2 separate regions of the Homo sapiens genome follow, and region 2 is linked to region 1. A link is an interaction called in ENCODE POLR2A ChIA-PET data of the cell type or tissue named here. Cell type or tissue: PC-9. All regions are shown on one strand. Each heading gives the region's core, and the rest is flanking DNA. Links, peaks and the distances in the headings are about the cores only.

What was found. Peaks named below come from ENCODE experiments on the same cell type or tissue, not always from the same donor. Only the 100,000 strongest peaks of a DNase experiment are listed, where the experiment ranks them.
Region 2: POLR2A ChIA-PET joins it to region 1 with 9 read pairs; 2 of 35 experiments call an interaction of 5 or more read pairs at or near these places.

Annotation. Positions count from the first base shown.
Region 1 is chr17:29,341,449-29,356,608 of GRCh38, forward strand. No RefSeq gene overlaps it. Among named protein-coding and RNA genes, the nearest start is that of TAOK1, 41 kb to the right of the region's middle. In PC-9, for the core only: no CTCF peak of the experiment used is centred there; a DNase peak (open chromatin) is centred at 6,513; H3K27ac peaks cover 389 bases.
Region 2 is chr17:29,394,393-29,409,552 of GRCh38, forward strand. All of the region lies in intron 1 of TAOK1 (TAO kinase 1), which reads left to right. Among named protein-coding and RNA genes, the nearest start is that of MIR4523, 11 kb to the left of the region's middle. RefSeq lists enhancers at 6,966-7,035, 13,861-14,360. In PC-9, for the core only: no CTCF peak of the experiment used is centred there; no DNase peak of the experiment used is centred there.

The DNA of each region.
Region 1 (15,160 bases), core at 4,594-8,593:
AAGGAGAAGGCAAAGTTAGAAGACTGACAAGGTCAGAGGACTGATATTACCTGACTTCAAGACTTACTATAAAGCTACAGTAATCAAAACAGTGTAGTATTGCTGAGAAAATAGACAAATAGATCAATGGAAAAGAATAGAGACCAGAAAGAGCCCTGGCAGAAAAGTAGAGGGGGAGGGTGGTAGGATGGGGAAGGGAAGAGGGTGGAGAGGAGCGAAGAGTAGGGAGGGGAGGTGGAGGACAGGTAGAAGATTGAAAATGGATGGAGGGATGATGCCTGGAATACAAACCAGGATGTGTTCTAGAGCACTTATGGATAGGCTTGGAGAGAAGGCAGGACTCTTTTTCCTTTGAGACTAGGGAGAAAGATGGAGACTGCTGGTAAGACAGAGATAATTTGTTCAGAGGCAGGGCAAGAAGTTGAGGGAATCCCTGACTGATGTAACATGTTATTCATCCAGCAAATGATTATTGGGCAACATTTATGTGTCAAGCCCTAAGCCCAGTGCTAGAGATTCAGAGATGAATGAGATAAAGCGCTTGCTCTCTCAGAACTTAGAGTCTGGCCAGGCATGGTGGTTCACTCTTGTAATCCCAGCACTTTGGGAGACCGAGGCAGGCAGATCACTTGAGGTCAGGAGTTTGAGACCAGCCTGGCCAACATGGTGAAACCTTGCCTCTACTAAAAATACAAAAAATTAGCCAGGCATGTTGGCATGCGCATGTAATTCCAGCTACTCAGGAGGCTGAGGCAGGAGAATCGCTAAAACCCAGGAGGCAGAGGTTGCAGTGAGCAGAGATCGTGCCACTGCATTCCAGCCTGGGTAACAGAGCAAAACTCTGCCAAAAATAAAAAAAAACTTAGAGTCTAGTGGTCTCTACTTCCTTTTTTCTTTTTTCTTTTTTTTTTTTTTGAGAAGGTCTCACTCTGTCACCCGGGTGGAAGTGCAGTGGCATAATCTGGGCTTACTGTAGTGATTCTAGTTGCAGGATATAAGACATCCTGGGGCTCAAGTGATTCTCCCACCTTGGCCTCTGGAGTAGCTGGGACTACAAGCGCCACAACACCTGGCTATTTTTTGTAGAGACAAGGTCTCACTGTGTTGGCCAGGCTGCTCTCGAGCGATCTTCCTGGGCTCAAGCGATCTTCCCGCTGTGGCTTCCCAAATGCTGAGACTACAGGCATGAGCCACTGCACCCGGCCCTCTACTTTCTTTATGAAGTAGAAGATAAAGTTTTGCTGGAAGGAGGTGTGTGGGAGACTTAGGGGACTTGAGTAGAGTGGCGAATATTTAGAATACTTTTTCAGGAAATGAGAAACCAAAAATGAATAGGAAAATGTTGTAAGAATTGCTGCTTGCCATGGAGTATCCAGATGAGAACAGATATGTTTATGGTAGTATGAATCCAAAAAGCGATGTTATTTTTTTCCTACTAAATTTCTTTCTTGTTTTTTTTTGAGACGGAGTCTCGCTCTGTCGCCCAGGCTGGAGTGCAGTGGCGCGATCTTGGCTCACTGCAAGCTCTGACTCCCGGGTTCACACCATTCTACTGCCTCAGCCTCCCAAGTAGCTGGGACTACAGACGCCCACCACCGCGCTCGGCTAACTTTTTGTATTTTTAGTAGAGACGGGGTTTCACTGTGTTAGCCAGGATGGTCTTGATCTCCTGACCTCGTGATCCGCTCACCTTGGCCTCCCAAAGTGCTGGGATTACAGGCGTGAGCCACCGCGCCCAGCCTTTTCCTACTAAATTTCAGTAGCCCAGATGAAGTAGCAGAGGAGATTGAGGGATAGATTCATCTGGAATTGGAAGTTTATGAGGCAGTTGCAATAGAAGGACAAGGAAGAGAGAGAGTTGACAGTGCTGGCAAAAGAAGAATTGAGCTGATCAATTACTGGATGGGACATTAGTCTCTTTCAGTTGGCAAGAAGCAGAGATACCCTTAGTTCAGGTTATCACAAAGTCTGAGGTAGAAGATAATGGCACTGAAGTAGAAGGCAGGAAGCCCAGGAAACTTGTTCCACAGACAGGCATCAGGGAGAAACGAAAACATGCCTAGAATAGGATGCAATAGATGTTCTAGTCTATTGAATAGAATTTCACCCTAATGTCAGCTCTAATCATCTGGTTTGCTTCTACTCTCTCAGAAGTAAATGCCCATTTACTCCTTTTTCCGGGAATTCTCCCATATTCATAACTCAGCTTCTTACTGCCTAGTTTCTCTCTCTCCTCTTCTGCACATACTTACTACTTCTCCCTGTTTGTATTAATTTTTCTGTGACTTGCATCCAAATTCCCCCAAAAGAGGACTTATTGAGTCAGTTAGGTTCATCCAATATGGACCACATTAAAGACTTCTGGTCTTCCCTTATGTTTAGCCTATAAATGTTTATCTTCTGCTATTTTATAGATTTCTGATCTAATCAGCCACAACCAGGGTAACACAATGATGATGCTGGAAAAAGGTCCCAACCCAGACCCTAAAAGAGGGGTTCTTGGATCTCATGCAGAAAGGAATTCAAGGCAAGTCACAGAGTGCAGCAAGAAGAGATAATTTATAGAAAGCTACTCAGTTACAGAGTAGGGCATCCTTAGAAAGCAAGCGGAGGAATGAGCACTGTCTTTGTTTTGTTTTGTTTTGTTTTTGAGACAGAGTTTCGCTCCTGTTGCCCAGGCTGGAGTGCAATGACGCGATCTCAGCTCACCGTAACCTCCGCCTCCCGGGTTCAAGCAATTCTCCTGCTTCAGCCTCCTGAGTAGCTGGGATTACAGGCATGCGCCACCATGCCCGGCTAATTTTATATTTTTAATAGAGACAGAGTTTCTCCATGTTGGTCAGGCTGGTCTCAAACTCCCGACCTCAGGTGATCTGCCCGCCTCAGCCTCCCAAACTGCTGGGATTACAGATATGAGCTACCGCGCCGGCCGCTTTGTTTTAAACTCTTCTTATATAGAGGTCTTATCTATGTAAAAGCTAAGCTATGTCTACATGCAGGTAGGCTGACAGCATGACAACATTTATTACTTTGTTGATTTAAAGATAGTTATCCTTGGCATTTTAGTGCGTAAGTACATCAAAGCATGACTATAATCATCTTAAAAGCATATATTGTTATGTGATATCGGGGCATCTGGACATTCTGTGGTTGCAGGAGTTTGTCCTTGCAGGCATTATTAAGCTGCTTTCTTAGCCGTAAACATCTTGTGACCATGGGTCATGAACTGGTGAGGAATGTGCCTTGCTAGCTTTAAGATGGAGTATATTTTAAAATGGTGTCAACCTTGCTCTCTGATACTCCTGTTTCCCTAACAATTATATAACATACAGCATGGCCACCCCAGCCTACTTTTCTCAGAAAGGAATTGTGAGTAGAGCTTCACAGACCATGGAGGACTCCATCATAGAAAAGGAAAGAAAAGCAGGAGGGGGATTGATGGCCAGGTGTGGTGGTGTGTGCCTGTAGTCTCAGCTACCCCAGAGGCAGAGGTAGGAGAATCGCTTACACCTGGGAGCTCGAGGCTGCAGTGAACCCTGATCACGCCACTGCACTTCAGCCTGGGTGATGGAGCAAGACTCTGTCTTTAAAAATGTGTGTATATACATATATAGCTCCATAATCTTAAAGAACTTGAGTATTAGGAGTGGGGAAATGAAAGAGCTAGAAGGAACGATAAGGAATTTCAGATTGTTAGAAGAGTGAAGATAATGGGATGGTATAAGCCAAAAAATGTTGAGGACAGAATCTTAGGTGGCTCATCCACATGAATAAAGTTACACAACTCAGAAGATGACAGATGCCGGGTTGAAAAAAAGCCAGATTATCGAAGTTTGCAACAAATGTAGAGGCAAGTCTTGGAAGTCAATACAAAACAATGATCAGGAGAGATAAAAGGTAAGATGAGGAAAGCATGGACTGCAAAGGAGGATAGTGTAGTGGTTGGAAATGCATCTGAGGAATGATGACATAATCTCTCATCCCCAAGATGCAGGGGACATGAGGGAATGCATAGGGAAACATGTATGTTATGTAAGACAAAATTAATGCATAGTGTATATTAGGAGGTGCAGTGATCTATAAAGTAAGTATATAAGACACAGAAAGTACCATTCTATTGTTTCACAGCTTTTGTCTGAAATTAGTGTATGTGGTATAAGAAACATTAAATTGGCCAGGCGCGGTGGCTCACGCCTGTAATCCCAGCTCTTTGGGAAGCCGAGGTAGGCGGATCACCTGAGGTCGAGAGTTCGAGACCAGCCTGATCAACATGGAGAAACCCCATCTCTACTAAAAATACAAAAAAATTAGCCGAGGTGGTGGCGCATGCCTGCAATACCAGCTACTCAGGAGGCTGAGGCAGGAGAATCACTTGAACCCGGGAGGCGGAGGTTGCAGTGAGCTGAGATCACACCATTGCACTCCAGCCTGGGCAACAAGAGCGAAACTCCATCGCAAAAAAAAAAAAAAAAGAAACATTAAATTTCAAAATTAATGTTTATTTTGCTAATAGTGTTAGAGATGAGGTAATTAAGCATCCTCATTTTACAGAAAGCTTCAGAAGGTTTAGTGATTTCCTTAAGGCATGCAGGTGATTAAGGCTGCCCAGGCTGGAGTGCAATGGCGCAATCTCAGCTCACCGCAACCTCCATCTCCCGGGTTCAAGGAATTCTCCTGCTTCAGCCTCCTGAGTAGCTGGGATTACTAGAATTTAGAAGTATTTTTTAAGCACCTTGACCTCCCAAAGTGCTGGGATTACAGGCATGAGCCACCACGCCCAGCCTAGAATTTAGAAGGATTTTATGGGGAGGATGATATTGTTGGCCCAGACCTGTTGAACTGTTAAAGTGTTAAAGTTTGATTTGATTTTTTTTTTTTTTTGAGACAGAATCTCGCTCTGTTGCCCAGGCTGGAATGCAGTGGCGCAATCTTGGCTCACTGCAACCTCCACCTCCCGGGTTCAAGCCCAGATTTTTGTGCCTCAGCCTCCTGAGTAGCTGGGACTACAGGCAGGTGCCACCACGACAGGCTAATTTTTGTATTTTTAGTAGAGATGGGGTTTCGCCATGTTGGCCAGGCTGGTCTCACCTGGCCAGGCTGGTCTGACCATGTTGGCCAGGCTGATCCTGACCTCAGGTGATCCCCCCGCCTTGGCTTCCCAAAATGCTGGGATTACAGGCATGAGCCACTGCGCCTGGGCCCCTGTTTGTTGTTTTTTTGTTGTTTGAGACAAGGTCTCACTCTGTCGCACAGGCTGGAGGGCACTGGCACCATCAAAGCGCATTGCAACCTCAACCTCCCTGGTTCAAGTGATCCTCAGCCTCCCAAGTATCTGGGACTACAGGCATGGGCCACCACACCCAGCTCATTTTTCTTTTGTAGTGATGGGGTCTCCCTGTGTTGCTCAGGCTGGTCTAACTCCTGGACTCAAGTGATTTTCCTGCCTTGGCCTCCCAAAGTGCTGGTACAGGTATGAGCTACAGCACCTAGCCCTCTTTGTTTTCTTCTTTTTTTGTTTTTTTGAGACAGAGTTTTGCTCTTGTCACCCAGGCTGGAGTGCAATGGCATGATCTCGGCTCACTGCAACCTCTGCCTCCCAGGTTCAAGTGATTCTCCTGCCTCAGCCTCCCAAGTAGCTGGGATTACAGGCGCCCACCACAATGCCCGGCTATTTTTTTTTCTTTTTTTGAGATGGAGTCCTATTCTATCACCCAGACTGGAGTGCAGTGGCGTGATCTCAGCTCTCTGCAACCTCTGCCACCTGGGTTCAAGCAATTCTCCTGCCTCAGCCTCCTGAGTAGCTGAGATTACAGGCACCTGCCACCGTGCCCCCCTAATTTTTGTATTTTTAGTAGAGATGGGGTTTCACCATCTTGGCCAGGCTGGTCTTGAACTCCTGACCTCGTGATCCACCCGCCTCAGCCTCCCAAAGTTCTGGGATTACAGGTGTGAGCCACCGCACCCTGCCAATTTTTGTTTTTTGGTTTTTTTTTTTTTTCAGACGGAGTCTCGTTCTGTCACCCAGGCTGGAGTGCAATGGCACGATCTCAGCTCACTGCAACCTCTGCCTCCCGGGTTCAAGCGATTCTCCTGCCTCAGCCTCCCAAGTAGCTGGGACTCCAAGTGCCTGCCACCATGCCCAGCTAATTTTTTGTATTTTTAGTAAAGACGGGGTTTCACCATGTTAGCCAGGATGATCTCGATCTCCTGACCTCATGATCTGCCCGCTTCGGCCTCCCAAAGTGCTGGGATTACAGGTGTGAGCCACCATGCCAGGCCCAATTTTTGTGTTTTTTTAGTAGAGATAGGGTTTCGCCATATTGTCCAGGCTGGTCTCAAACTCCTGACCTCACATGTCTGGGAGGCCCGCCTCAGCCTCCCAATCTTTTTTTCTTAATAAACTTCCTTGTAAACCAGAGTACAGTTTTCAAGACCAGCTCCAGCTCCACTCCTAATATTCTAGTTCTGAGTAGCTCCAGCTACTCAGGAGACTGTGGTGGGAGGATCCCTTGAGGCTATGATTGCATCACTGCACTCCAGCCTGGGTGACAGAGTGAGATCCTATCTCTAAAAAATAAAATAAATAAATAAATAAATTTCCTTGTAGCAAAGAGACACAGTCAAAATCAGTCTAATGATCTTCAAGCTGTTTCTAAAATTAGGAGCTCCATAAATATTGTGGTTGATGATTATGGCATTTCTCCCATGGAAGGCATATTTTAAAGTAATGGTTGACGAAATACATCTCCCTTTCTCTTTCACTTTCCTCCTCTACACATGCAACTCTTGGATGACAACTTAAGCCAATCACTATATCTCGTATTCCTTTAACTCCTCTCACTCCCAGATTGGTTCAGGAACAGGAACGTAATCATATGACCCAACTAAGGATATTCAATGCTAATAAGATTAAATTTTTGGAACTTTTTCCAGCTATCAGGGAAATTGAGTCTCTTTTCTACTGGATGGAAGTACATAGCTTCAGGACCTATTAGCAGCCAGCTTGGCACCATGAAAGGATAGCCTGCCCAGAAATGGAGTCATCACCAAGGAAGAAGATGTCATTTGAACCCTGGATCAAGTTTCTTTCAAGAAGAAGCAAGAAACTGTTTCACTGGCATATGAGCAATAATAAAGTCTTTTTTGTTGTTGTTGTTTTTGCTGTTAAATCAGTTCTAGTTGGATTTTCTACCATTTGTAACATACAGTCCTAACTGATACAGATAAGTTCTGGTATACAAAACCATAGTAACCATGTTTCTGTTTTTTTTTTTTTTAAGACGGAGTCTCACTCTGTCACCCAGGCTGGAGTGCAGTGGCGCAATTTCAGCTCACTGCAAACTCTACCTCCCAGATTCAAGCGATTCTCCTGCCTCAGCCTCCTGAGTAGCTAGGATTATAGGCATGCACCACCACACCAGCTAATTTTTGTATTTTTAGTAGAGACAGGGTTTCACCATGTTGGCCAGGCTGGTTTCGAACTCCTGACCTCAAGTCAGGCCCACCTCGGCCTCCCAAAGTGCTGGGATTACAGGTGTAAGCCACCACACCTGGCCATAACCATGTTTCTTAATACAAGTCTGCATTGCAACTAGCTATATACAAAGATACAGTTTTAAACTGTGATTTTTGGAATTCTTGAGACTCTTAACATGCCATCACTCCACTTCACACTTTATTGGAAAACCAGCAAAAAAAAAAAAAAAAAAAAAAGGCCGTGTCTTAAATACAGATTTATAAAATCTATTCAAAAATAATTTCCTCTTAATAAAATGGAAATCACTATATCCCAAAGTCAATTCAATGGTTGCAACAGATAAAGGATTTCTTTCCATTTTCTATACTTTGCTTTCACCCAAACTTAGATTCAAATTTAAACACAGATGTTTTGAGTGATACATTAAAATACTGCTTCATATTTGCTAAGATAGATATAAAATGAATCTCTGACTTCCCATATAGTACTGTGCTTGTTTTATGCAAAAACTGGAAATAAAGAAGTAAAAAGTGGTTTTAAAAAATGTGATATAGGTAGGTCTTAAATAAACATTGTTAAGCTGAGTAGTAAAAAACAGTAAGTGTCATAAAAGGGATATACACAAAATGTTTTTGGAAGCCCAGAGAAGGGTAAAGTAATGCTGGCACAGCCAGAGAGGAAGTGACATTTGAGCTATGCTAAAAGATTGGGAAGGAATTTGCCAGGCAGAGAAGAAAATAGTTACACTATACAGGAGGAAGACTTATGGCATTTTCTTTTTTTTTTGTTTTTTGTTTTGTTTTGTTTTGTTTTTGAGACGGAGTCTTGCTCTGTTGCCCAGGCTGGAGTGCAGTGGCGCAATCTTGACTCACTGCAAGCTCTGCCTCCCGGGTTTACGCCATTCTCCTGCCTCAGCCTCCAGAGTAGCTGGGACTACAGGCGCCTGCCACCACGCCTGGCTATTTTTTTTTTTTTTTTTAATTTTTAGTAGAGACAGGGTTTCACCATGTTAGCCAGGGTAGTCTTGATCTCCTGACCTCGTGATCTGCCCACCTCGGCCTCCCAAAGTGCTGGGATTACAGGTGTGAGCCACTGCGCCTGGCCGAATTATGGCATTTTCAAAGTCTGTTATGTAGCTAAACTTTTCTCTGTCTGTCTTAAAAGCTAAGAGCTGAAAAATTACCTATTATTATTTGGGTCTGGGGTTGATGACTGTGAAGGCAATGTAGAATATATAGATTGGAAGCTGCAATGCCTTTTATGACCTAGTCTCTGAACTCAAATACCATCACTTCTGCTGTATTCTTTGCATTACAAGCAAGTCACTAAGCCCAGCCCACACTCAAGAGGAGTGGGATTAAACTCAGTCACTTAAAGGGAGGAGTATCAAAGATTTCTGTGGACATATTTTAAAACCACAACAAATATCTAGCGCACTGTTACTCCTTGAGGGTAATTTTGGACACTCTTTTCTTCTCTATTAATCTTTTCTTTCTTTTTTTTTTTTTTTTTTTTTTTTTTTTTGAGATGGACTCTTACTCTGTTACCCAGGCTGGAGTGCAGTGGCACAATCTCAGCTTAACCTCAACCTCCACTTCTCTGGTTCAAGCCACTCTCCTGCCTCAGCCTCCCAAGTAGCTGGGATTACAGACATGCACCACCAAGCCCAGCTAATTTTTTTGTATTTTTAGTAGAGACGAGGTTTCACCAGGTTGGCCAGGCTGGTCTCAAACTCCTGATCTCAAATGATCCACCCTCCTCGGCCTCCCAAAGTGCTGGGATTACAGGCATAAGCCACTGCGCTCAGCCTGTTTTTTTGTTCTTTGGTTTGTTTTTTGAGACAAGGTCTCAATCCATCAGTGGTGTGAGCCACCATGCCCGCCTATTTATTTATTTATTTGTTTTGAGACGCAGTCTTGCTCTGTCACCCAGGCTGGAGTGCAGTGGCATAATCTCGGCTCACTGTAACCTCTGCCTTCTGGGTTCAAGCGATTCTCCTGCCTCAGCCTCCCAAGTAGCTCGGATTACAGGCGAATGCGCCACCACACCAGGCTAATTTCTGTACTTTTAGTAGAGACAAGGTTTCACTATGTTGGCCAGGCTGATCTCAAACTCCTGACCTCAAGTGATCTGCCCATCTCAGCCTCCCAAAGTGCTGGGATTACAGGTGTGATCCACTGTGCCTGGCCTTCTCTATTAATCTTGATTTTCTTCCAAGCCTGGTCTTCCGTTAGCTTTCCCATTCTTAGTAAATGACACTACTTCCACTTAGTTACTAAAAGCCACAGTCATCCTTGATTCTTTTCTTTTCCTCAATCTCCATTCCCTAATAAATCCATCAGCAAAGATAAAGTATATACCATGTTCCTTGGTATCTGTGGGGGACTAATTCCAGGTACCCCTTGGAAACCAAAATCCATGGATGCTCAAGTCCTCCATACAAAATGGCATAGTATTTGCATATCGCCTACACATATCCTCCCATATACTTTAAATTATCTCTAGAGTACATATAATACAATGTAAATAATTGTTATTTATAAGCACTGTTTACAGAGTAATGACAAGAAAAAAAATGTCTGTACGTGTTCAGTACAGATGCAATCATCCATTAAAAAAAAATTTCCATTCACAGTTAGTTGAATCCAGGGATGCAGAACCCACAGATATGGAGGGCCAACTGTATATGTCATTTGTTTATTCCCTCTTCTGGCCATTAATCCATGCTACCATGAACTCTTGCTTACTTCAGTGGCTTCATAACTTGTCTTCTTCTACTTTTGCCTCCCTACTGTCCATCTCCACACACCAGCCACCTTTTTTTTTTTTTTTTTTTTTTTCAGAGACAGGGTCCTCCTCTTTTGTCCAGGCTGAAATACAATGGCAAAATCATAGCTCACTGCAGCCTCAAACTCCTAAGCTTAAGTGATCCTCCCACCTTAGCCTCCAGAGTAGCTGGGATTACAGGGGCACACCACTATGCCTGGCTAATTTTAAAATTTTTAATTCTTATTTTAATTTTTATTTATTTATTTGTTTATTTATTTATTTATTTTTGAGACAGGGTCTGGCTCTGTCACCCAGGCTAGAGTACAGTGGCATTATCTCGGCTCACTGCAACCTCCGCCTCCCGGATTCAAGCAATCCTCCCACCTCAGCCTCCTAAGTAACTGGGACTACAGGCGCATACCACCACACCTGGCTAATTTTTGTATTTTTTTGTAAAGAAGGAGTTTCACCATGTTGGCCAGGCTGGTCTCTAACTCCTAAGCTCAAGAAATCTGCCCACCTCAGACTCCCAAAGTGCTGGAATTACAGGCATGAACCACCACACCTGGCCTAATTTTTAAATTTTTTGTACAGATGAGATCTCACTATGTTGCTGATCATAGGTGTGAGCACCAGTCTAGACTGGCCAGTCAGCGTTTTTGTTTGTTTGTTTGTTTTAAGACAGACTCTCACTCATTGCCCGGACTGAAGTGCAATGGTAAAATCATAGCTCATTACAGCCTCAAATTCCTAAGATAAAGTGATCTTCCTACCTTAGCCTCCCAAGTAGCTGAGACTACAAGTGCATGCTACCACACCTGGCTAATTTTTTTTTGTAGAGACAGGGTTTCTTCATGTTACCCAGGCTGTCCTTGAACTCCTGCGTTCAAGTGATCTGCTTACCTTGGCCTCCCAAAGTCCTGGGATTACAAGCATAAGCCACCACATCTGGCCCAGCCAGCCACCTTTTATTAAGCATGTACTTTGTGCTTTGCAGAACAATAAGTAATTTACATGTATCATCTAATTTAATCATCACACCTGTCTAAGAAATAGTTATTACTATTTAACACCCTTGCTTAAAAACCTATTTTCACTATTATAAAGATAACGCGTCTTCACAAATATATTTTTCCCTCTCCTGTTAAATTACTTTTCTTAGGATAAATTTTAGGAAGCAGAATTACTAGGTTAAAGAATATAAAGATTTTAAAGCCACCAATAACTCTTTTTCTATTCTTACTTGGAGGACTTGTCAGTTCTCTTTCTTTATATTTAATTTTTTACGGTGGTGGGGGGTGGTCCTCCATTTTCTGATGTCCTGTCCATGAGTAGATACATGTTCCTGGAAAATAGTCTAGAATAGTAGTTCTCAAGTTCAACTGCACATTACAATTACCTAGGGAGCTGTTAAAAATATCAATGCCAAGGACTCTAGATATTCTGACTTAATTAGTCTAGGGGAGCATGAGCATGGACTTTTTTTTTTTTTTTTTTTTTGAGGCAGAGTCTCACTCTGTCGCCCAGGCTGGAGTGCAATGGTGCCATCTTGGTTCACTGCAACCTCTGTCTTAAAAATGTCCATGCTTGGCCAGGTGCGGTGGCTCACACTTGTAATCTCAGCACTTTGGGAGGCCGATGCAGGCAGATCACTTGAAGTTAGGAGTTTGAGACCAGCTTGGCCAACACGGTGAAACCCCGTTCCACTAAAAGTACAAAAATTAGCTGGTCGTGGTGGCGGCTGCCTGTAATCCCAGCTACTTGGGAGGCTGAGGCAGGAGAATTGCTTGAACCCACGAGGTGGAGGTTGCAGTGAGCTGAGATTGCGCCATTGCACTCCAGCCTGGGCGACAAGAGCAAAACTCTGTCAAAAAAAAAAAAAAAGAATATCCTTGATGAAATAGAAAAAAAATATTGGTTTTATTAGATCCCTCAGAACATGTTTTTAATTATTTGGTATGACAAGCTATGTATGCATGAAGCACTTCTGTTGCATATCAAAGAATGATTGGTGGTTGTCTTGAGGAAAACCGTTTCTCTAATTCATTGAGCTATGAGCTGACCTTTTTCATTGACCACTATTTTTACCTGAAAAAACGACTAACAGACAAACTATGGCTATCAAAACTTGGGTATTTGGCTGAAATTTCCCCATAATGAAGAAAGTGAGCTTGCATGTCAAGAAAAATAACTGATAAACTGATATTGTTTCTTGCCAATGACAAAATTTGAGTTTTCAAACAAAAATTAGAATTTTGGAAAACTTATATCTACTACCATGAGCTTGACAGTGTCCCAATACTTAAAGATTTTCCTGATGATAATAAATGTGTTTTTTTTTGGGGGGGGGGACATCATATAATGAAATGTGTCAACATTTGGAAGATATGCATATCTCAAGGAATTAATATTTTTCAAATGACTAGGGCATATATTAAATCATGCATGGGTAAAAGATCCATTCAAAGAGAAAGACAGACCAGTGGATTTTATTTTATTTTATTTTATTTATTTATTTTTTTGAGATGGACTTTCGCTCTTGTTGTCCAGGCTGGAGTGCAATGGCAAGGTCTCAGCTCACTGCAACCTCTGCCTCCTGGGTTCAAGCAATTCTCCTGCCTCAGCCTCCCGAGTAGTTGGGATTACAGGTGCTCACCACCATGCCTGGCTAATTTTTGTATTTTTTTCAGTAGAGACAGGGGTTTTACCACGTTGCCCAGGCTGGTCTCGAACTTTTGACCTCAAGTGATCTGCCCACCTTGGCCTCCCAAAGTGCTAGCACTATAGGTGTGAGCCACTGCACCCAGTCCTAATGGATTTTAATGAAACAGAGGACAAAAAGTTCATTTAATAATGTTTCAGATTCTACATTGCAAATAACTTTTTTTTTTTTTTCTTTAAAGACATCAGATCTCACTGTGTTGCCTAGGCTGGACTCAAACTCCTGGGCTGAATTAATCCTCCCACCTCAGCCTCCTGAGTAGCTGGTACTATAAACCCGCACCACTGTGCCTGGCTGCAACCAACCTTTAAGAAATTACCATTTGTTGGCCGGGTGTGGTGGCTCATGCCTGTAATCCCAGAACTTCAGGAGGCTGAGGCAGGTGGATCACAAGGTCAGGAGTTCAAGACAAGCCTGGCCAACATGGTGAAACCCCGTCTCTACTAAAAATACAAAAAAATTAGCCGGGCGTGATGGGGCACACCTGTAATCCCAGCTACACGGGAGGCTAAGAGAGGAGAATCACTTGAACCTGGGAGGTGGAGGTTGCAGTAAGCCGAGATTGTGCCACTGCACTCCAGCCTGGGACAGGGTGAAACTCCGTCTCAAAAATGAAAAGAAATTACAGCTTGTTGCATTTCCATGTACTATCAAAGAATAACCACAATGGTCAGAAAAAAACTATCTAAAAACTTCTTCCAGCTACATATCTGTGTGAAGCCAGATTTTCTTCATATCCTTCAACTAAAACAACATATTGCAACAGACTGAATGCAGATGCATACATGAGAATCTATTAGCTAAAGCTGACGTTAAAGAAATTTGTAAAAATGTAAAACATTGACACCCTTCTCATTATATTTTTTGTTTTGGAAAATATAACTGTTTTTCATAAAAATATTTATGTTAATGTACAATAAGTTTGCTGTTATTTAGTTTTAAATTCTAGTACAGTAATTGATAATACACATATTCCACATAAACGAAAGCTCATTAGTTTTTAAGACTTCTTGGTTTGAGAACTACTACTCAAAATTTTTTGTTTGTTTTGAGAGAGGGTCTCTGTTGCTCAGACTGGAGTGCAATGGCACAATCATAGCTCCTGACTATAAACTGAACCTCCTGGGCAATCCTCCCATCTCAGCCTCCTGAGTGGCTGGGACTACAACACCTAGCTATTTTTTTTTTTTTAATTATTTTTAGTAGAGATAAGGTCTCGCTATGTTGTCCGGGCTAGTCTCGAACTCCTGAGCTCAAGTGATCCTTCTGCCTCAGCCTCCCAAAGTGCTAGGATTACAGGTATGAGCCACTGGGTCCCGCCTAGAAGTTTTACTAAATTTTAGAGGCCTAAAATCTGAAATAGTTAAGAACCACAGACCTTTGAAAAGGAATAGACGAACTGATTGCATATTCTCAGTTAAAAGCTTTTGAAAAGTATGAAATGGCAATGAGTTCTAGATTCTATTCCTGATAAGAACTTGCCAACAGCTCTGATATGCCAATTAACTGCTGACCCTTAATATTAATGGGTTTTAAACAACGCTTAGATGTTCAAATCCCAATTCCTTAATATGATATACAAAGCATCCTGTATAAACTGTGCTTTCCAAGAATTAACTGATTTAATTTGTGACAACTCTATGTAGTAGGTACTGTTACCATGTATGATTTGTACATTCTGTTCAACAAATGAATGAATACAATGAGTAAATAAAATTAAGAATTTTTTTTTTTTTTGACAGAGTCTTGCACTGTTGCCCAGACTGGAGTGCAGTGGTGCGATCTCGGCTCACTGCAAGCTCCGCCTCCTGGGTTCACGCCATTCTCCTGCCTCAGCCTCCCAAGTAGCTAGGACTACAGGTGTCCACCACCACGCCTGGCTAATTTTTTCTTTTTTTGTATTTTTAGTAGAGACGGGGTTTCACCGTGTTAGCCAGGATGGTCTCGATCTCCTGATCTCGTGATCCGCCTGCCTCGGCCTCCCAAAGTGCTGGGATCACAGGTGTGAGCCACTGCGCCCGGCCAAAATTAAGTAATTTTTATTTTTATTTTTTTGAGACGGAGTCTCGCTCTGTCGCCCAGGCTGTAGTGCAGGGCACGATCTCGGCTCGCTGCAGGCTCCGCCTCCTGAATTCAAGTGATTCTCCTGCTTCAGCCTCCTGAATAGCTGGGATTACAAGTGCGCACCACCA
Region 2 (15,160 bases), core at 7,064-11,063, 55 kb after region 1:
CTGACCTTGTGATCTGCCCGCCTCAGCCTCCCAGAGTGCTGGGATTACAGGCTTGAGCCACCGTGCCCGGCAAATTTGCCAGTTCTTAATAGACATGAATATTTAGTAAATCCAGAAGATATCTAGGGGTCAGTTGTTGGCATTGAAATTAGAGTTGAGATCAATCTGTCTTTCGTGTCTTTCACCTGGAAATAAAGTCTGTGTTTTGCATTTGGCTTATTTGTATATTAAAATCACTTAATTTTTCATTTGTATCTCTGTTTTGTTTTCACTAGTCTCTGTTACTTATAACAATTAATTGCACTCATACTAATTTAATCTTTTAGAAATGAGGAGCATTTTTGGTACATATTAGTTGAGGGTTGCTGTTTGGATGAGGATCATATGTGAACGAATCCCTTCAAAAAAGTGTTATTTCTGGGCTGGGCAAAGTGGCTCAGGCCTGTAATGCCAGCGCTTTGGGAGGCTGAGGTGGGAGGATTGCTTGAGGCCAGGAGTTCAAGAGCAGCCTGGGCAACATAGCATGACCCTGTCTCTACAAAAACAAATTTTTTTTTTAATTAGCATGGGCTAGGCATGGTGGTTTATGCCTATAATCCCAGCATGCTGGGGGCTGAGGCTGGAGGATCACTTGAGCCTAGGAGTTTGAGGCCAGCCTGGGCAACATAGTGAGACCCTGTCTCCAAAAGATAAAAAATGAAAATATTAGTGGGGCGTGATGGTGCGTGCTTGTTCTAACTACCTGGCAGGCTGAGGTGGGAGGATTGCTTGAGCCCAGAAGATGGAGGCTGCAGTGAGTTGTGATCATGCCACCGCACTCTAGCCTGGGTGACAGAGTGAGACTGTCTAAAAACAAAAGCCTGTGTGGTGGCTCAAGCCTGTAATTCCAGCACTTTGGGAGGCCAAGGTGGGCGGATCACCTGAGGTCAAGAGTTCGAAACCAGCCTGGCCAACAAAGAGAGACCCTGTCTCTACAAAAATAAAACAAATTAGCTAGGCATGGTGGTGGGTGCCTGTAACCCCAGCTACTGGGGAGGCTGAGGCAGGAGAATCACTTGAACCCAGGAGGTGGAGGTTACAGTGAGTTGAGATGGCGCCACTGCCTGACAGCCTGGGCGGCAGAACAAGACTCCATCTCAAAACAAAACGAAACAAATAAAAAAGTTTTATTTCTCTAGTAAAGTTTCGCATAAAATTGAGATGTTCATTAAGCAGAGTACCAACATATGCTCACCTGCCTTTAGGTATGTGTACTTTTTTTTTTTTTTTTTTTTTTGAATTTGAGACAGGGTTTTTGCTGTGTCGCCCAGGTTGGAATGCAATAGCGTGATCACAGCGTATTGCAGCCTCAGCCTCCCGGGTTCAAGTGCTCTTCCCACATCAACCTCCCAAGTAGCTGGCACTACAGGTACATGCCACCACGTCTGGCTAATTTTTTTTTTTTTTTTTTTTTTTTGTAGAGATGGGGTTTTGCCATGTTGCCCAGGCTGGTCTTGAACTCCTCAGCTCCAGCTATCTACCTGCCTTGGCCTCCCAAAGTGCTGAGATTACAGACATGAGCCACTGCACCCGGCCCGATTTCCGTACTTACTATTAATGGTTGGATTTTAAAAATTATTCTTCAGGTTTTCCTATTATAAAATATGAGAGGATACAACCTGTATTAGTTCATTCCATTCTTAAAGTATTTTAGTTTTTAGTAATAAAAATTGATGTTTAATTTCATTAAAGATGTCTCATACCTTCTAAAAATCTACATGAATTAAAAAGTTGTGTGGAGGGACTAGCAGCAATTATTTTCAGCTGGGACGTTTCTGTCATCATATGGTAACAGTTATTTCTGTATCAGTCTATTTGTGCCAGAAGCAGACTTTTTGTTCTAAAATACAGTCTAAGGCTATACCTTTTTGATGACAAAATTAAGTATCCTATAAAAGTTGGAAGAGTTTTTAAAATGTTAAGTACCTGGCATGTAAATAAAGTAAGTAAAAGTATAAATTATTAAGTGCCTTGCATAATAGATATACTGCAGCCTCCTAAAAATGCCAGTGACCGTTATGCTGTAGGTTGTTATTTAAATATAATGGCACTTAATTACCGTCTAATTTATCTTTAAAGCTGAGAAGGGGCTAATTTTTCCTTTTGATAAAATTATTTGATCAAATAGTTTTATGCAGGTTTAGAAGTAGATGAATTACTGTAACATTTAGAAAGACATTCAAAGTTTAGTTTCTGAGAAATATTATCAAATAATAGGATGGAACAAAACTTTCTGGTTTGCAGCTACCAATAATAAAATTGGCACTTACTATATATTAATGTTGGCTGGGCGTGGTGGCTCACGCCTGTAATCCTAGCACTTTGGGAGACCGTAGATCACTTTAGGTCAGGAGTTCAAGACCAGCCTGGCCAATGTGGAGGAAACCCGTCTCTACTAAAAATACAAAAAATTAGCTGGGCGTGGTGGCGTGTGCCTGTAATCCCAGCTACTTGGGAGGCTGAGGCAGGAGAATCGCTGGAACTTGGGAGGTAGTGGTTGCAGTGAGCTGAGATTGTGCCACTGCACTCTAGCTGGGCAACAGAGTACAACTCTGTCTCAAAAAAAAAAAAAAAAAAAAAGGGCTGGGCATGGTGGCTCACGCCTGTAATCCCAGCACTTTGGGAGGCTGAGGCGGGTGGATCACCTGAGGTCAGGAGTTGCAGACGAGCCTGGCCAACGTGGCGAAACCTCGTCTCTACTAAAAATACAAAAATTAGCCGGGCGTGGTGGCACTTGTCTGTAGTCCCAGCTACTCGGGAGGCTGAGGCAGGAGAATCATTTGAACCTGGGAGGCAGTGGTTGCAGTGAGCCAAGATCGTGCCACTGCATTCCAGCCTGGGTGACAGAGTGAGACTCTGTCTCAAGAAAATAATAAAAAAGTTAAAAAATGGCTGGGTGCCGTGGCTCACGCCTGTAATCTCAGCACTTTGGGAGGCCAAGGTGGGCAGAACACAAGGTCAGGAGTTCGAGACCAGCCTGGCCAGCATGGTGAAACCCTGTCTCTACTAAAAATACAAAAAATTAGCCGGGCATGGTGGCGCGCACCTGTAGTCTCAGCTACTCAGGAAGTTGAGGCAGGAGAGTTGCTTGAACTCAGCAGGCGGAGGTTGCAGTGAGCCGAGATCGTGCCATTGCACTCCAGCCTGGGCAACAGAGTGAGATTCCGTCCCCCCCCAAAAAAATATATATATATATATACATGTATACATGTATATATGTATATTCATGTATGATACATGTATACATGTATACATGTATATTCATGTATGCATACATGAATATACATGTATGTATATACATATATACACGTATATATACACGTATGTATATATGTATACATGTATATTCGTGTGTATATATGTATATTCATGTATGTATATATGTATATACATGTATATATATGTGTATATATATATATGTATGTCACCATTTACTAGTGTAAATGTGTAACTTTTTCAGTTTTTGTTTTTTTGAGATGGGGTCTTGCTGTGTCACCCAGGTGGGAGTGCAGTGGCACAGTCATGGCCCATAGCAGCCTCTACCTTCAGGGCCGAAGCCGTGAGTAGCTGAGACTGCAGGCCTATGCCACCATACTTGGCTTATTTTAAAGTTTTTTTCGAGAAACGGGGTCTCTATGTTGCCCAATCTGGTCTCAAACTCATGGGGGCTCAGGCAGTCCTCCCTCCTCAGCATCCCAAAGAGCTGGGATTACAGGCATGAGCCACAGTACCAGGCCTGTGGTAACTTCTTTATTTAACTATTTATGCCTCACCTTTTCTTTTCTTTTTTTTTGAGACGGAATTTTGCTCTTGTTGCCCAGGCTGGAGTGCAATGGCATGATCTCGCTCACTGCAACCCCTGCCTCCCAGGTTCAAGCGATTCTCCTGCCTCAGCCTCCCAACAGCTGGGATTACAGGTATGCGCCACCATGCCCAGCTAATTTTTTGTATTTTTAGTAGAGACGGGGTTTCTCCATGTTGGTCAGGCTGGTCATGAACTCGTGACCTCAGGTGATCGCCTGCCTTGGCCTCCCAAAGTGTTGGGATTACAGATGTGAACCACTGCGCCAGGCTTCTTTTCTTTTCTTTTCTTTTCTCTTTTCTTTTCTTTTTTAGAGATGGAGTTTTGCTCTTGTTGCCCAGGCTGGAGTGCAATGGCGTGATCTCGGCTAACTGCAACCTCAGCCTCCCAGGTTCAAGTGATTCTCCTGCCTCAGCCTCCCGGGTAGCTGGGATTATAGGCATGTGCCACCATGCCTGGCTAATGTTTTTGTTTTTTTAGTAGAGACAGGGTTTCACCATGTTGGCCAGGCTGGTCTTGAACTCCTGACCTCAGGTGATCCACCCACCTTGGCCTCCCAAAGTGCTGGGATTACAGGCGGGCATGAGCCACCACACCCGTTAATGTGAAGATAGTATATACTGGGTTGTTTAAATAGGATAATGCTTGCTAAGTACTTAACTTACTGCCTGATACATGCTAACACTCAATAAATTGTTGGCTATCACACACTAGCTGCCTAATATAAATGTTTATGAGTACATTGAGATAATTTTTTTTTTTTTTTTTTTGAGACAGGGTCTCACTCCTGTCACCCAGACTGGAGTGCAGTGGCACGATCTCGGCTGCCTGCAGCCTTGACCTCCCAGGCTCAAGTGATCCACCCACCTTTGCCCTCCAAGTAGCTAGGACTACAGGCAAATGCCACTGCCTGGCTAATTTTTGTATTTTTTGTGGAGATGGGGTTTTGCCATGTTGCCTGGTCTGGTATCGAACTCCTGAGCTCAAGTGGTTCCACCTGCCTCAGCCTCCCAAAGTGCTGGGGAGAGTCTAATATTTAAGGATGAGTTGCATTATATAATTTTGATTTGATATTGGATTTATTTTTATTTATTTATTTTGAGACGGAGTCTCGCTCTGTTGCCCAGGATGGAGTGCAGTGGCACAATCTCGGCTCGCTGCAACCTCTGCCTGCCCTGTTCATGCCATTCTCCTGCCTCAGCCTCCCAAGTAGCTGGGACTACAGGCGCCCGCCACTATGCCTGGCTAAATTTTTGTATTTTTATTAGAGACGGGGTTTCACCGTGTTAGCCAGGATGGTCTTGATCTCCTGACCTCGTGATCTGCCCGCCTTGGCCTCCCAAAGTGCTGGGATTACAGGCGTGAGCCACTGCGCCTGGTGATATTGGATTTATATATCTGGAGTCTGACATACATTTTTGAAAGAAATAGTTAGAATATCAAGGTAGCTTAGTAACTTTTTGCACCTATAATGGACTACTGTGTAGTACTTAATGGGAGTTTTTTTCTTTCTTTGGGATAGATTCTCGCTCTGTCACTCAGGCTGGAGTGCAGTGGTGAGATCAAAGTTCACTACAGCCTCAATCTTCTGGACTTAGCGATCCTCTCACCTCAGCCACCTCAGCAGCTAGGACTACAGGCGTGCACCACCACACCTGGCTAATTTTTTTTTATTTTTAGTACAGACGAGATCTCACTATGTTGCCCAGGTTGGTCTTGATCTTCTGAGTTTAAGTGATCCTTCTGCCTTGTTCTCCCAAAGTGGTGAGATTATACACAGGAGCCACTGTGCCCACCTCTGATGGGAGTTTTTAATTTATCACAGGTTTTCTTTTTCCTTTGCTGGATATAAAGCCTGTCTTAAGAAATGACATTTCAGGCCGGGCGTGGTGGCTCAGGCCTGTAATCTCAGCACTTTGGGAGGCCGAGGTGGGTGGATTGCTTGAGGTCAGGAGTTCAAGACCATCCTGGCCAAAGTGGTGAAACCCCGTCTTTACTAAAAACACAAAAATTAGCTGGGTGTGGTAGTGGGCGCCTGTAATCCCAGCTACTTGGGAGGCTGAGGCAGGAGAATCACTTGAACCAGGCAGAGGTTGCAATGAGCCGAGATCGCGCCATTGCACTCCAGCCTGGGAGACAAGAGCAAAACTCCGTCTCAAAAAAAAAAAAAAAAAACAACAAATGACATTTCTTTTCCAGTACTTACTTTGTTTATTTAAGAAAAATTTGGTATCCCTCTTCTACCTCCTGGAGCTCTTTTTACCATCCCTGTCTTTGAAGGGATTCAGAGTACCCATGCTCTTCTACGCATTTTTATTTAGGTATCTTTTGTAGGTATGTCCTTACCTTGAAAGTGCCTTACGTTCCAAAATGTATTAATTCAACAAACTTTAAGTGATTATTATGTGCCAGATAAGACAGTATTTCAGCCCTGGGAGAATTCCACCTTCTGAATAGTTTTCTCAAGCTAGATAATCATAGGAAAGCAAGGACTTTCCCATAATTTTTAGTTCCTCTAAGCCAGTGCTTTCAAACTTTAGTTTGTGATCCATTAATGGCTTGTAAATTCAATTTAGTGAGTCACAATAACAATTTTAAAAAGTAATGGGGAGTGTCAGTGTGGTGCATAAAGTAAGGGTAAACATTATTATGGGAAACTTTTGTTTGCCTCTTTTTTTTTTTTTTTTTTTTTTTGATGCCAGGGTCTTGCTCTGTTGCCCAGGCTGGAACGCAGTGGTGTGATCATAGTTCACTGCGGCCTCCACCTCCTGGCTCAAGTGATCCTCCCACCTCAGCCTCCTGAGTAACTGCGACTACAGGTGTGCACCACCACACCCGGCTAATTTTTGAAAAAATTTTTTTGTGCAGACAGGGTCTTGCTATGTTGCCCAGGATGGTCTCAAATTCCTGATCTTAAGTTATCCTCTTGCCTTGGCCTCCCAAAGTGCTGGTATTACAGGTGTAAGCTATTGTGCTCAGCAGTTTGCCACATTTTTATATGTTCTGGGTACCCAGTTACACTGTTATAAAGACATACCTGAGACTGGGTAATTTATAAAGAAAATAGGTTTAATGTGCTCACGGTTCTGTGGGCTATACAGGCATCTGCATCTGGGGAGGCTTCAGAAAACTTACAATCATAGCGGAAGTGGAAGTGGGCATATTTTCCCATGGTTGGCAGGAGAGAGAGGGAGAGTGTGCATGTGTGTGGACACGCAAGCGAGTGAAGGGGGAAGTGCTACAAACTTTCCACTTTCCAACAACAGTAGCTCTTGAGAACTCACTATCAACTAGAACAGCAAGGGGGAAATCCACCCCAATGATCCAATCATTTCCACCAGGTCCCTCCCCCAACTTTGGAGATTACAATTTAACATGAGATTTGGGTAGGGACACAGAGCCAAACCATATCACTTTCTTTTTCTTCTCTTTTTTTTTTTGAGACAGGGTTTTACTCTGTTGGGAGGCTGGAGTGCAGTGGGGTGATCATGGCTTGCTGAAACCTCTGCCTCTTGGGCTCAAGCAATCCTCCCACCTCAGCCTCCTGAGTAGCTGTGCCACCACGCCTGGCTAATTTTTGTACTTTTTGTTCTTTTTGTTTGAGACGGGGTTTCGCCATGTTGGCCAGGCTGGTCTTGACTCCTGGCCTCAGGTGATCTGCCCACCTTGGCCTCCCAAAGTGCTAGAATTATAAGCGTGAGCCACTGTGCCTGAACTAAAATTTCTTTTTTTACCTCATCCCTTTTACTTCTAATCTTCTGTCTCTGAAGTATGCTTGTTTTAGTTTGCTTTTTCCTTTTTCTTTCAACAACTCTCCTTCAATCTCTACTGATTCATCTGTAGTCTATTTAGTCGTTATATTGGGTATATTTACCTTTCCTAGGTTTCAAAGCTTAGGAGATAGCAAGGACTTTGCCTAAAAGGTCCTGGGCAGGGTACCAGTAGTTTTGGATAATCATGGTAACTTCTGAGGTTTTTGTATTAAGGAACGTGTTATCAGATATCTAATGTCACACACTATGTGTGAGTGCAGTTTCTCATGAATTGCAGAATTTTAAAAAAAGAAGACTTTCTATTTAATTTTTTTAAGACGGTCTCAGTCCCCTTCCCTATGCTAGAGTCCAGTGGCACACAATGATGGCTCACTGTGCCTCTACTTCCCGGGCTCAGGTGATCCTTTTACCTCAGCCTACCAAGTAGCTGAGACTACAGTCATGCGCCACCATACCTGACTAATTCTTTTGTATTTTTTGTAGAGATTAGGTTTTGTCACATTGCCCAAGCTGGTCTCGAACTCCTGAGCTCAAGCAATCTGCCTGCCTCAGCCTCCGAAAGTGCTGGGATTACAGGTGTGAGCCACCATGCCTGGTTGAAAACTTTTTATTTGGAGGATATTAAGAAAATATCTTTTATTTTTATTTTATTTGGGGACATATATAGATTTGATTTAATTGAAATACGTCTGTTCATAAAATTATTATGTGACTAATTAAGTATATTAAGTATATTTTAAAAATGCCAGGCCAGACGTGATGGGTCATGTCTTTAATCCTAGCACTTTGGGAGGCCGAGGTGGGTGGATCACTTGAGGTCACGAGTTCAAAACCAGCCTGGCCAACATGCTGAAACCCTGTCTCTACTAAAAATACAAAAAAATTAGGCCCGGCGCAGTGGCTTACGCCTGTAAGCCCAGCACTTTGGGAGGCCGAAGTGGGCAGATCACAAGGTCAAGAGATCAAGACAGAGCAAAACTTAGTCTCAAAAAAAAAAAAACAAAATTAGCCGTGCATGGTGGCGGGCACCTGCAATCCCAGCTACTAGGGAGCCTGAGGCAGGAGAACTGCTTCAACCTGGGAGGTGGAGGTTGCAGTGAGCCAAGATTGTGCCATTGCACTCCAGCCTGGGTGACAGGGCAAGATTTTGTCTCAAAAAAAAAAAAAAAAAAAAAAAAATCAGTGTGCTGCAATGTGTTACATCTAACCATAATATTTATGTTTTAGTTGATGTTTTTAATTCACTCATGGTAGTAGTTACAAACCTCTAGTTTGTATTTTGGATTGATTTGTTACAATTTATTCCCATTGAGGCTGAGAAAGAGGTTTCAGAAAAGGTTGATGAACAGCATTACTAAACAAGGTCAAGGTTTTTCCGTTTTTAGACTTGGGGAATTTAGGGTTACTGAAAATTGGAAAAGCTTTGTCTTTTTGCCAAAACCATCCATATCCTTGATTGTACTTGATAAGGAAACTTTGCTCTTCCTTGTTGTACAGAAACTTTGTATAGTATATGTTGTTTTATTTAATATATAGTATTTAAGTAATCTCCTGCTGCATAAATGGTAGATGATGATGATGTTTTATAGGGCTCATTACTTGATAGGAGTATGGTATTTCAGTTGGTTTTATTTACTGGAATTAGAGTTTTGAGTCCCAGAGGGGCAATATAATGTGCTCACTTTCAGATTCTTTTTTGTTTTTTGTGTTTCTTTTCAGACAGGGTCTTGCTCTGTCACCCAGGCTGGAGTGTAGTGGCACAATCACAGCTCACTGCAGCCCTGACCTCTTACACCGAAGCAGTCCTCATACGTCAGCCTCCCAAAGTGCTGGGATTACAGGTGTGAGCCACCATGCCTGGCCTAGATTCTTTACTTTGACATGTCGTTATTAGTGATAATGATTTTTTAATTCTCTAGAAAAGTACAAATAATTTGAAAATGGAGTAATTAAAAGATCATTTTATCTTCAGCTTAGGTAGTGAAAAAGTATTTTTGTGTTTTATGTGTGAATGTCTAGTTCTATAAAATAATGCCATTAATCTTTAATCAAGAATAAAAAAGTTGGCTGGGCATGTAAAAAATAAAACAGTGTTGAGATATGAAATATTTCTGTGTGTGTGTGGGGGGGGATTTTGTTTTGTTTTGTTTTGTTTTTGAGACAGGGTCTTACTCTTTTAAGAACCTGTTGTAGGACTCCAGACTGGAGTGCAGTGGTAGGATCACAGCTCACTGCAGTCTTGACCTCCTGGGCTCAAGTGATCCTCCTGCCTCAGCCCCACAAGTAGCTAGGACTACAGCCCTGTGCTACCACACCCAGCGAATTTTTTGTATTTTTAGTAGAGACGGCTTCACCGTGTTGCCCAGGCTGGTCTTGGATTGCTGGACTCAAGTGATCCACCCAGCTCAATCTCCCAAGGTGTCAGGATTACAGGCATGAGCCACCACACCTGGCCTGAAATATTTGCTAAAATAAGTAAAATAACTATGATATAAAAACTTTTGGCTAGGCATGATATCTTCCGCCTGTAATCCCAGCACTTTGGGAGACTGAGACAAGGGGATCGCTTGAGCCCAGGAACTCAAGACCAGCCTGGCAACATAGTAAGGCCTCATCTCTACTAAAAATAAAAAATTAGCCAAGTACGGTGGCATGTGCCTGTGGTCCCAGCTACTCAGGAGGCTGAGGCAGGAGGATTGCTGGAACCTAGGAGGATGGAGTTACAGTGAGCCATGGTTGTGCTACTGCATTCCAGCTTGGGCAACAGTGAGACCCTGTGTCTAAATAAATAAATAGGTAAGTAAAAACTGTTTAATTTTTTGACAATATGTTAAAATACACTACCATTCTGTATTTTAACATAAATTTTATTAGATTCAAGTTAGGTGGAATGATAGCCAAGATTTTAGTATCCATTATTTTACTCTATTTTATTCAAATGGCACTATGATATGAGTTCAAAAAATTTTTGAAACAGTGTCCTTTGTTTTGAGATGGAGTTTTGCTCTTGTTGCCCAGGCTGGAGCGCAATGGCATGATCTCGGCTCACCGCAACCTCCACCTCCCAGGTTCAAGTGATTCTCCTGCCTCAGCCTCCCAAGTAGCTGAGATTACAGGCATGTGCCACCAGGCCCAGCTTATTTTTGTATATATATATTTTTAGTAGAGATGGGGTTTCACCATGTTGGTCAGGCTAGTCTCAAACTCGTGACCTCAGGTGATACACCCGCCTTGGCCTCCCAGAGTGCTGGGATTACAGGCGTGAGCCACCTTGCCCTGCTGAAACAGTGTCCTTTTAAAAATGCTTTCAGAGCACAGTCATTAAGCCAGTTGGTTTACTCATGCTGCAGTAAATTTGGAAATAAATTTCAGTTTAATACTCTTTTGAGATATTCACATAGTTATAATTTGTAATTTGTTGGTATGTACTATGAAAACACCAAGTCAAGATAGTGATTGATGGAATTTGCTTTTAAAGACCACAAGTTTAGGCCAGGAGTGGTGGCTCATGCCTGTAATCCCAGCATTTTGGGAGGCCGAGGTGGGCGGATCACCTGAGGTCAGGAGTTTGAGACCAGCCTGGCCAATATGGTGAAACCCCGTCTCTACTAAAAATGCAAAAATTAGCTGGGTGTGGTGGCTCTCGCCTGTAATCCCAGCTACTCGGGAGGCAGAGGTAGGAGAATTGCTTGAACCTGGGAGGCGGAGTTTGCAGTGAGCCGACATCGAACCTCTCTACTCCAGCCTGTGAGACAGAGTGAGACTCCATCTCAGAAAAAAAAAGACAACCAGTTTAGCCAGTAAGTTATGTAGCTTTCATATCAAAGTAAGATTCAGCAATGACATACGTATTTCTTATATTTTTTGAGTGCAGCATTCTAGGCAGTGTGGTTATTAAAATAGGTTCAGTAATGACACATCTGTATTTATTAATACATTTTTTTGGTGTGTTATTTTGTAGATACTGTGCCAGTATACAGAAATCAGTAAGACTTGATCCCTCCCATTTTGTAGTTTAGTAGGGATACAGGCTTGCAAGTAAATACATACAATAGTGTAGTGCAGGGTTTCCCAACCGTGGTAGTATTGACATTTTGGGTAGGATAATTCATTGTTGGGGGGATCTGTGCTATGCATTATAGCATATTTTGCAGCATCACTGGCTTTTACCCATTAGATGCCAGTAGCGTCACCCCTGGTTGTGATGATCAAAAAATGTTTCAGGTATTACCAAATGTCCCCTAGGGAGCAAAATCACCTGATTGAGAACCATTTATTTAACTGTTATACAGGTAGAGTTAAGGGGTGTTTAGGAGTAGTGACTCCTGAGGGAGTGAGATTTTATATGGGTCTTGAAAAAAAAATAAAAGTACAAAGGGTATTATATACCTGAGAGCATGAATGATCAATATTGAAGAGGGTGATTACTGATCATATGTGGCTATAGGTTATTTATGTGATTTGGGATGGGTATTTGGTAAAATGAAGCTGAAAAGGTACTTTTGGGCCATATCTTTTTTCTTTTCTTTTTTCTTTTTTGAGACTGGATCTCACTGTTTTGCCCAGACTGAAGTGCAATGGCACAATCACGGCTCACTGTAGCCTTGCTTGACCTCCCTGGCCCAAGCAGTCCTCCCACCTCAGGTTCCCAAGCAGCTGAGACCACAGGAGTGCACTACCCACCCCCCCAACTAAGCAGCTGGGAGACTACTGGCATACACCACCATGGCCAGCTAATTTTTGTAGTGACAGGGTTTCTCCATGTTGCCTAGGCTGGTCTTGAACTCCCGGGCTAAAGTGATCCTCACACCTCGGCCTCCCAAAGTACTGGCATTACAGGTGTGAGCTACCATGCTTAGCCATTTTTCTTTTTTTAAAACTGTTTGAGGTATAATTAATGCAGCAAAGTGCATAAATATGAAGTGTAAGCCTGTTGAATTTTTACAGATGTGTATGTTCATGTAACCATCACAAAGAACAAGATAGAGAACATTCCTAGTACCTCTTACAGTTCTTTCTTTTTTTAGATACAGGGTCTTGCTCTTTTGCCCAGGCAGGAGGGTAGTGGTGCCATCATAGCTCACTTCAGTCTTGAACTCCTGGGCTCAAGTGATCTTCCCATCTTAGCCTCCTGAGGAACTAGGACTGACTATAGGCACATACAGGAATGGGGACTTGCTGTGTTGTGTAGGCTGGTCTTGAACTCCTGGCCTTAAGCCACTCTCCTGCTTTGGCCTCCCAAAGTGCTGGGATTACAGGCATGAGACACCATGTCTGACTGTCTTCCTTCTTAAAATTTGTATTTTACTGGTTGTTCTTTCTTACTGCTTTTAACAGTAGGTGTCTCTCAACACAATGCTCTTCTCTGTCTCCCTCTCTTCCTGCTGCCTCCCTAACTCCATCCTTTATACCCAATTGCCTGACGGAGATAATCTTTTTTTATTTTTATATTTTTTTGAGACAGAGTCTCACTCTGTCACCCAGGCTGGAGTGCAGGGGCACAATCATGGCTCACTGCAACCTTGACCTCCCCAAGTTCAGGTGATCCTCCCCCCTCAGCCTCCCTAGTACCTGGGACTACAGGTGCCCACCATTACACCTGGCTAATTTTTTTATTTTTTGTAGAGATGGGGTTTCGTCATGTTCCCCAGGCTGGTCTCGAACTCCTGGGCTCAAGCAGTCCGCCTGCCTTGGCCTCCCAAAGTGCTGGGATTACAGGCATGAGCCACAATGCCCAACTGAGGTATCTTACTCTTTTTGAAGACACGTTGGGGTGAACATATCTAAATTGAACTCATCTTCTTAATCTTTTGCAAAAGTTTCTCCTTATTTACCTACCTATTTCAATGTTAATAACATGTTTTGTTTAGTTTTGTTTCTGAGGCAGAGTCTGGCTCTGTCACCCAGGCTGCTGGAGTGCAGTGGCATGCGCTGCAGCCTCGAACTCTTGGGCTTAAGTGATCCTCTTGCCTCAGCCTCCCAAATAGCTGGAACTGCAGGAGCATGCTGCCATTCATTCCTGACCAATGTTTTGATTTTTTGTAGAGATTTTCTAGATTCTGTGCCAGGATACAGAAATGAGTCAGACTTGATCCTTCCCTAGCCTTGCCATATTGCCTAGGCTGGTCTCAAACTCCTGAGCTCAAGTGATACTCCTGCCTCAGCCTCCCAAAGTGGTGGTATTACAGGTGTGTGCCACTGCACCTGGCCATAAGGTTTTTTTTTTTTTTTTTTGAGACACAGGATCTTGCTGTGTCCCCCAGGGCTGGAGTGCAGTGGCGCAATCTCAGCACACCCCAACGTCTGCCTCCGGGGCTCAAGCTATCCTCTCACCTCAGCCTCCCAAGTAGATGGGACTACAGGAGTGTGCCACCACACCTGGCTAATTTTTTAGAGATGGGGTTTCGCCGTGTTGCCCAGGCAGGTCTCAAACTCCTGACCTCGAGTGATCCGCTTGCTTTGGCCTCCCAAACTGTTGAGATTACAGGCATGAGCCACTGCGCCTGGCCCATAACGTTTTTTCAATCAATTTTACCAAGCTTTAATTTATTTGCAATAATTTCACAAATTTTTAATGTACAGATCAGTGGCTGTAACAATCACTTTAATAATAGAGTAATTTTTACTTCCCCCCAAAATTTCCTAGGCCCCTTTGCAGTCTCTTTTCAGTCTTATTCCTGTGCAGCCGCTGATGTGATTTCTTTCTTTTTTTTTTATTTTTTTGGAGATGGAGTCTCACTGTGTCACCTAGGCTGGAATGCAGTGGCACAGTCTTCGCTCACTGCAACCTCCACCTCCTGGGTTCAAGCAATTCTCCTGCCTCAGCCTCCCAAGTAGCTGGGATTACAGGTGCATGCCACCACGCCTGGCTAATTTTTTGTATTTTAGTAGAGACGGGGTTTCACTGTATTGCCCAGGCTGGTCTCGAACTCCTGAACTCAGGCAGTCCACCCGCCTCAGCCTCCCAAGATGCTGGGATTACAGGCATGAGCCATCACACCAGGCCTCTGATGTGATTTCTATTGCTGTATATGAGATTAGTCTTTTCTAGAGTTTCATAGAAATGGAATTATACAGTATGAAATTTTGTGTTTTGCTTCTTTCTCTTGGCATAATAGCTGTGATATTTATCTATGTTGCGTGTTTCATTAGTTCATTTCTTTTTATTGCTTAGTAATAGTCCAGTGTTTGGATATATCACTGTTTATGTTCACCTGTTGATTGATAATTGAATTATTTCCAGTTTTTGGCTATTATGAATAAGATTGCTAGCAATATTTGTATATAAGCCTTTTTATGGACATATATATATATATATATATATATATTTTTTTTTTTTTTTTTTTGAGATGGAGTCTCACTCTGTTGCCCAGGCTGGAGTGCAGTGGTGAAATCTCGGCTCACTGCAAGCTCCGCCTCCCAGGTTCATGCCATTCTCCTGCCTCAGCCTCTCGAGTAGCTGGGACTACAGGCGTCCGCACCATATCTGGCTAATTTTTTGTATTTTTAGTAGAGATGGGGTTTCACCATGTTAGTCAGGATGGTC